2 separate regions of the Homo sapiens genome follow, and region 1 is linked to region 2. A link is a contact called in ENCODE Hi-C data. All regions are on one chromosome and are shown on one strand. Each heading gives the region's core, a stretch centred on a gene start or an enhancer-like site at or near the end of the contact. The rest is flanking DNA. Distances are from core to core; before and after follow the strand shown. Region 1 holds the start of COPS7A (COP9 signalosome subunit 7A). Region 2 has its middle 5.3 kb from the start of FOXJ2.

Region 1 (4,082 bases), core at 839-3,338, 1.3 Mb after region 2:
ACCATGTTAGCCAGGATGGTCTCCATCTCCTGACCTCATGATCCGCCCACCTCAGCCTCCCAAAGTGCTGGGATTACAGGCATGAGCCACCGTGCCCAGCCCTGTTTGTATTTTTAACAGAGACAGGATTCTGCCATATCGGTTTCACCTCCTGCCCTCAGGTGATCCACCTGCCTTGGCCTTCCAAAGTGCTGGGATTACAGGCATGAGCCACCGCACCCAGCCAAGTGCTTCTTTTTCATCACTTTGATTGATACTCTTTAGTTCCACTGCAGATGAAAGCAGGGAAAAGTCAGCCAGTTTTCTCCATATCACAGAGTGATCCAAAAGGTTAAACCACAGGCCCCAAATAACTTAGCTCAGTTTACCCACATACCACTGTCAGCATGTCAGGACTCAGGCTGCCTCCTCTGATTGTAAATTAACTCTGCCACTTTTGTGTGAACGGTTCTCTCTGCTGTGTTCCTAGCAGTTTGCCATGTGTCTCTGGGAAAAAGACACGTTCTCCCTTAGCTAACTTGAATAGATTAGCATATGCTGCACATAGGGAAGAAAAGGGCATGCTAATTTAACATGTTCACTCTCCACTTGTACCAGACTTCACACTTTCCCATAATCTCACTTTATTCCCACAACAGAGAGGGGCAGTATTGTCTCCATTTTTAAAAGAGAAAGTTGGCTAGGTGCGGTGGCTCAAGCCTGTAATCCCAGCACCTTGGGAGGTCAAGGCGGGCGGATCACGAGGTCAGGAGATCGAGATCATCCTGGCTAACACAGTGAAATCCCATCTCTACTAAAAATACAAAAAAGTTAGCCGGGCATGGTGGCGGGCGCCTGTAGTCCCAGCTACTGAGGAGGCTGAGGCAGGAGAATGGCGTGAACCCAGGAGGCAGAGCTTGCACTCAGCTGAGATCACGCCACTGCACTCCAGCCTGGGTGACAGAGCAAGACTCCGTCTCAAAAAAAAAAAAAAAAAGAGAAAGCTGAAGCCCTAAAACAAAAGTGACCTGATCAAGGTGACATGAGAATTAACAGCTACTACACTGGTGGAGACCGGCTGGAAATCAGGTTTCCTATTCTGAATAGGATGCTCTTTTGCTTAAAATGAAAAATAGTGGGCTTTACAGATCCCTTATCTCCAAAGGAGAGCTGGTTTGCTTGTTCACTGGTTACTTCTGCAAGTTGGCATTTAATTATCACTGTTTTCTTGTTCAACTGAATGGTTATTGGATCACAAAATGAGCCCTGCCCACCCATTCTCAAATTCAAACCTTTGCCCACGCTTCTCTGAGGGCTATTCAAGCCAGCAACCCACCTCTCTAACATTGGGCATGTCCAGCAGTTCTCCAAACACGTAGACACCAGGGGCCTCCAGCACCTGATGGATGAGTGTGGCCAGCGCTGCCCCCTTGGCCGACTTGGCTAGGAGCAGAAATTGCTCCTGGTTCTGCCCTGTCACCTTCACTTCCGCACTCATCACTGCACTGAGTGTGGGGGACTTGGGCTCAGGATGTCCAGAGCTGCAAGGAAAGAGGATGTGAAGCTAGAGGTCCCCGATGGCTGGTCGGATGGGAAGCACAAGGCTGAGGGACTGGATTGTAAAGGCACTAAGTCGGTTCTGCGGTGAGGAATCAGACATGGAGCGGTCTAAAATTCTGATCTAGGAATCCTAAAGTCAGCCACTTCGCAAGGCTGCCACACCCACCCCCTCCCCTGGGCCTAACCCCAAGCCCCATCACGTGCACCCCATTGAACCCCAAGACACAGGATGCAAAGGAGAAATGGGTGTCGCATGGTGTCCACCCTGACGACGCTCCCTCAGCTCTCCATTGCTGCCCCGCACGCGCCCACAACCACGTGACCTCACCCCCATTGAAGCTTACACGTGGCTCCGCCCCCTCCCTTAAAGACACCGCCCAGCGACCGTGGGCTCCCGCCGACTGCTTCGTCGTACCCTGGGTCAGGCTCTGCGGGCCGCTACCTGGAAGCTTCGACCTCCAGCGCACCGGGCGGGGCCGCCGCTCCGTCACCTCCGGCAGCTGTTCCAAGCCTTTCCTGCCACCTCCCTGAAGAGTCGCTCTGGCCACTAAACTCTATGGCGGGCTTCCGGCCGTACTTCCGCTCTAAGGACGCAAATTTCGGCAGGACATGCCCCACCCCCGCGTTCCGACCGCTGAAGCTCCAGTGAGGGACGCAGGCATTCTACTCTTCGATTGGTCGCTGGGGGAAGAATGACGGGCGCCTTTTTAAATGCTTTATTTCAATAAAACTTTATTAGTGGAAGAGCGCCAGCTATTAACTACAGACGTCTCTGGTGGGTCCCTGGTCCCGGCCCATTCTGTGTCTGTTCTAAGCCGCTGGAGAGCTGGAGATCAGGACTGCACTGGGTACCTGAGGCAAGAGAAAAGCTGTAACGGAAGGAGTGAAGAAGAGGGAAAAAAACGGGATGAGGAAACAAGGGGCAGAGAGGAAGCAAACAAAAATCAATAATAGAAGTTTAGCAGCAGAGATCACCTAGGTGGTTCAACCACTCACTTTTTTGAAGAGCAGGAGAAAAGAAGCGAGAAAAATAAAAGAGAGAATAAAGCTAACATGTATTGAGTGCTTACTATTGGTCAGACATCTTTTAAAATTTTATTCCGTTGAATCCTCACAAATATTCCCCTGTGACTTCAGGACACCCTCTACCATGATTACTACATATGTATTAATACTTGTAGAATGATGCTTTCAGTACATGGACTCTTAATTTCTTGGGGAGGAAAAAACCCTATGTGGTTCTCATTTTACAGAAAAGGAAATTGAGGCTCATAAAAATCCAAGGATTTATCTGGAGCTTTTCAAACTCAAAACCATCTTTCTACTTCAATATGATACTTTAATAAAAACAAAAACAACTAACATTTCTATAGTGTTTTATATTTCACAACAGGCTTGCAGAAGGTCAAGTGAGGGTAAAGTTAATGACATCTTGGCCTTTGTGTTAAGCCATGAGCATTACTTAATTCATCTGATACAACGATCTAGTAATTGTTATCTCCACTTTCCAGATGGAAAAACTGAACTCAGGAAAATTAAGAAACTTGTAAGTAATGGAAAGACAAGAAAGTGAAAAAGAGAAAGATAAAGAGAAATAGGACTCGTAGTCTGTTAGGGCTAAAGGAACTGCAGATGCAGTTTATGGTCCGCATATTTTGGTTTGTGATAGAAAATAAGCAGAAACACAGAAAGGAAAGAGAAAGGAGGAAGAGGAGAAGAAGAAATGAATGGAAAAGGTGAAACAAAAGTGAGTAGAAGGAATCAAAGGCATAATAAAATATTCAGAGTTTGAAGGAAGCAAGGAATTAATGAGTCCAAACATTATTATTATTATTTTGCATCCACCCCTCCCCGCCCCAAGCTTATCTTTTTTTTTTTTTTTTAATTTGAGACGGAGTCTCGCTCTGTCGCCCAGGCTGGAGTGCAGTGGCGCGATCTCGGCTCACTGCAAGCTTCGCCTCCCGGGTTCACGCCATTCTCTGGCCTCAGCCTCCCGAATAGCTGGGACTACAGGCGCCCGCCACTACGCCCGGCTAATTTTTGTATTTTTAGTAGAGACGGGGTTTCACCGTGTTAGCCAGGATGGTCTCGATCTCCTGACCTCGTGATCCGCCCGCCTCAGACTCCCAAAGTGCTGGGATTACAGGCGTAAACCACTGCGCCCGGCCAAGCTTATCATTTTTAGAGAGAAGGGAAAAACATGTAAGATGAAGGGATGAGAAAATAACCCGTATTTGTTCTATTTTGCGCCAAGTGCTTTATTTGTTCATTTTTTACTTTTTTTTTTTTTTTTTTTTTTTTTTTTTTAGAGGCATGGTTTCACTCTGTTGCCCAGGGTGGCGTGCAGTGATGCGATCACAGCTCACTGCAGCCTCGATTGTTCAAATTTTTATCTTATTTATTTTTTTTTGAGACAGTCTTGCTCTATGGCCCAGGCTGGAGTGCAGCGGCACAATCTCGGCTCATTGCAACCTCCACCTCCCAGGTTCAAGCGGTTCTCCTGCCTCAGCCTCCCAAGTAGCTGGGATTACAGGGACGCGCCA
Region 2 (4,358 bases), core at 1,244-3,743:
GTTATATAATTATTCATGAGTGTTAATTTACCTTGAGCAAAACTATTCTTTATAAAATTGGAGACTAATATGCTACAACGCACGTTTTGGAAGCACTTATTAGAGACTGTGTATTACGTGAAACAAAAATAGTGGTTCTCAACTGTGAGTCCTAATAATTGTGAGAATTTAGGTAAGTCATTTAACTGCTTTGTGACTCAGTTTCCTCATCAGTAAAATGGGGATAATAATAGTACCTATTTCATAATGTTGTGAAGGGATTATGTGCCTTTATACATGTAATATATTTAGTTAAATGCCTGAAGGAGGAAGGACCTAGAGACTGAGAGGCTTATCAACCAAATGCAATATATGTGGACCAAGAGACATGTCCATCAAATACAATATGTAGACCTTTTGAGGGATCCTGATTAAAACAAAGCAACTGGAAAAAATATTATGAGACAACTGGTAAAATTCCAATACTGAGGGCGATATCAAACAATTATTGTATACTTTAGGTGCTAATGGAATTACCATTTTATGAATATTTATGAATACTAAAGTATTTAGACATGAAATGCCTGAAATTTGCTTCAAAATAATCAAGTAATGGGGGAGAGGAGTACAGATGATAGATGAAAGATTGAACGAATGTTGCTTTTTACAACAGTTTTTTTAAAATGCTATTCTCTGGGCCAGACGTGGTGGCTCATGCCTGTAATCCCAGCACTTTGGGAGGCCAAGGCAGGTGGATCACCTGAGGTCAGGAGTTCAAGACCACCCTGACCAACATGGAGAAACCCCGTCTCTACAAAAATATGAAAATTAGTTGGGCATGATAGCAGGTGCCTGCAATCCCAGCTACTCGGGAGGCTGAGGCAGGAGAATTGCTTGAACCCGGGAGGCGGAGGTTGCAGTGAGCTGAGATCGTGCCATTGCACTCCAGCCTGAGTGACAGAATGAGACTGTCTCAAAAAAAAAAAAATCTTATTTTCTCTACTTTTGTGTGTGTTTGAATTATTACAAGATAAACAATTTTTTAAAAAGTACTGTTTAGCCGAGCGTGGTGGTTCACACCTGTAATCCCAACACTGGGAGTCTGAGGCGGGCGGATCACGAGGTCAGGAGTTCGAGACTAGCCTGGCCAATATGGTGATACCCCTGTCTTCACTAAAAATGCAAAAATTAGTCGGGTGTGGCGGCACGCACCTGTAGCTCCAGCTACTCGGGTGGCTGAGGAAGAAGAATCGCTTGAGCCTGGGAGGCAGAGGTTGCAGTAAGCCAAGATCGCGCTACTGCACTCCAGCCTGGGCGACAGATCGGAGACTCCATCTCAAAAAATAAAAATTAAATTTAAAGTACTGTTTAAAAATGCTGGAACATAGCTAGGACTATGTTTACTATTATTATATGCTTTGTATGTGTAATACTACCTAATGTCTGTTTACACCTTTCAGATTACAATGTTTTCATTTACACTAGGTCTTTTAGGATTGACACTAAACCTACGAGGTGGGGAAATGTTATTCCCATTTACAAATGAGACAACTGAACCACAGCCAAGACCGCATCTCCACTCTTCCAGATTCCTGGGGACCTGTGATCAACGGAGTAGGGGGTAGCCTGCCGCCACTAGACACAGAGTTCTGACCTCTTTTAATGACTCTAGTCAGGTCTATTAGAGAGAAACTAAACCAACATAGAAACGATTCATTTAGTAATATTTATCAGACAAAATATGAGCTTACATTTGCACCATCAGAAAAATTCTAACTGCTACTTTAAAAGATAATGGGGTCACCATTGACTCTATGGGAATTGAAAAAATAAAAAGTAATGGGGGGAATAGAACGCAAGATATTAAATCATAAAGGTGAAGTTATCTGTATAGTTTGTATTTCCTTTACATAACTGTTTATTATTTACAGTTTTCTACGTTAACTTTCCTTTTTTTTTTTTTTTTTTTTTTGAGACGGAGTTTTCGCTCTTGTCGCCCAGGCTGGAGTGCGGTGGCACGATCTCGACTCACTGCAAGCTCCGCCTCCCGGGTTCACGCCATTCTCCTGCCTCAGCCTCCCGAGTAGCTGGGACTACAGGCGCCTGCCACCACGCCCGGCTAATTTTTTGTATTTTTAGTAGAGACGGGTTTTCACCGTGTTAGCCAGGGTGGTCTCGATCTCCTGACCTCGTGATCCGCCCGTCTTGGCCTCCCAAAGTGCTGGGATTACAGGCGTGAGCCACCGCGCCCAGCTTTTCTACGTTATTTTTCTATCCTCTTCCCAGCCTGTTTGATTTCCACTCCCCTAAAAATTAGACTGGAGCCAGGGAACAAGAGATGAAAAACTGGGAGGCGAGGTTGGGAAGCAGGGGCCGGCACATCCCAGCGGTAGAGGCCCAGCAGCCCAACATTCCTGTTCCACCTTAAGAAGCTTTCGCCTCTGCCCAAGACGAGCAAGCACTCGGCTCCTCCCACCCCCGTGTCAGCTCCGGCCCGGGAACGTGGGCTAGGCAGGAAAGACGCACTGAATGGAAAGGTTGGCGCCAGAGGCAGCAGGTCTCTCCTGCCCCCTACTCCACCGGCGCGGGGAGGAGCGTGTGAAGCACGGGCCATTGGGGTTGGGTTCCTTTCTGGAGGACCTCAGGGATAAGGACACGTCCTACTGAAACTGGGGGCCGGGTACGTGGGCCATGGGGCCCATCTTGGGGTGGGGTCTTGGGGAGACAGAACTGGCACAGGAGATACACAGCACGCCGCGATCGTTAGCAAAAGTCGTAAGTTTCCCTCGTTCCGGACGCACCTCTTCAAATCATTTCCAAAAGAGGTGGCAAGTTTTCCATCCTCCGCCCCAATTCTTCATCTTCCTCTTAATTGGCTGGGGTTCGGGTAGGCCCGGCCCAAGATCGCTTGTTGATTGGCTGCGTTGGTAATCTATCACAGGATGACGCACGCGAGGGGTGGTATTTGGGGGAGGAAGTGAGGATTATTTTGGTACCTCCTACCCCAACTACTGATTGGCTGAGATTTGCAGTGATGTAAAACAAGACATAAAAATGTCCACTAAAGGGAAGGGTCTGTTTGCCATTCTCTCTGGGCCGGGGGGACTCTGTTAATGTAGAGAAGGACCAAACTGATTGAAACACGGAAATGAGTTTAGAAAGGAACTGAAGGAAAACGAGGGAAATCCGCGACACCTTCGTTGCCTTCAAACAAGGTCATTTCCTGCACGGGATCGATGGTTTCCTGTTTACTGCCTCCGAAGTCTGCGTGTACACTGGCTTTCTGGAATCTGCATGATAATTAAATTCTTATGAGCCTTTGGTCCCAGACTTCCCATTTGTTTACGTTACATAAGAGAATGAATGACACGGAGGAAAGGAAAAGGGTTTCACCCTGCCTTTAGACAAGGACAGGGAAAACTAAGTTTCTCTAATATTAGAAAGCTGAAGACTGACCCTGGATCACAGTATTCAAGCAGTTGGGTTAGAAACCATTCGTATAATAGTTGGAGAGAGTAGATGCAGGTGAAAAGAACTGTAAAGATTTCTCTGAATGAAGGGCATTAATCACATACAGAAGCCTTCCTCGTTAGAGAACTACATCTTTTTTTATTTTTTTTATTCATTTTTTTTCTTTAGACAGGGTCTCGGTCCATCACCCAGGCTGAAGCGTGATTTCGGCTCACTGCACTCTCCGGGATTCAAACGATTCTCCTGCCTCAGACTCCCGAGTAGCTGGGACTACAGGCGCCCGCCACCACGCCCAGCTAATGTTTTTTGTATTTTTAGTAGAGACGGGGTTTCACCATGTTGGCCAGGCTGGTCTCGAACTTCTGACCTCAAATGATCCGCCCACCGCAGCCTTCCAAAATGTTGGGATTACAGGCGTGAGCCACCGCGCCTTGCTGAGAACTACATCTTATCTCTGGTGCCCGGCAGTGTCGGATACATAGTAGGTAGTCAACTGATGATGTGAACCAAACCAGAGGGAGAAGACTTTTATAAAGTACACTGCTGGGCACGGTGGCTCACGCCTGTAATCCTAGCACTTTGAGAGGCCAAGGCGGGCGGATCACCTGAGGTCAGGATTTCGAGACCAGCCTGTCCAACATGGTGAAACCCAGTCTCTGCTAAAAAATGCAAAAATTAGCCGGAAATCGCTTAAACTAGGGAGGCGAGGTTGCGGTGAGCCGAGATGTTGCCACTGCATTCCAGCCTGGGCAACACAGCGAGACTCCGTCTCATAAATAAAAAAATAATGCTGGAAAAATCCTAAAAATGCGAGACTTGAAGTAGATCTGCTTCACAAACCTACCTGAGATGCTACTTCACAAACCTACCTGAGATGCTACTTCCATGAGAAAATGCTGTTTTCCTCC

Evidence for each region. Hi-C counts contacts between places; a loop is a spot of excess contacts on that map. Pooled maps may share reads with other maps.
Region 1: a pooled map shows a loop between it and region 2 (10-fold over the local background). The contact joins the promoter of COPS7A here to the enhancer-like site in region 2. A Hi-C loop is called at or near these places in 5 of 50 pooled maps.

What each region holds. Positions count from the first base shown.
Region 1 is chr12:6,722,052-6,726,133 of GRCh38, reverse strand. COPS7A (COP9 signalosome subunit 7A) reads right to left here and starts at 2,088. Exons shown (of 8, transcript NM_001164094.2): 1 at 1,955-2,088; 2 at 1,316-1,520. The coding sequence starts at 1,477. RefSeq lists enhancers at 1,434-1,653, 1,784-1,923, 1,954-2,163.
Region 2 is chr12:8,025,271-8,029,628 of GRCh38, reverse strand. No RefSeq gene overlaps it. Among named protein-coding and RNA genes, the nearest start is that of FOXJ2, 5.3 kb to the left of the region's middle. RefSeq lists an enhancer at 2,624-2,813. Within about 2 kb of position 2,493, at least 41 of the 41 ENCODE cell types and tissues checked have a DNase peak (open chromatin) inside an H3K27ac peak, as active enhancers do.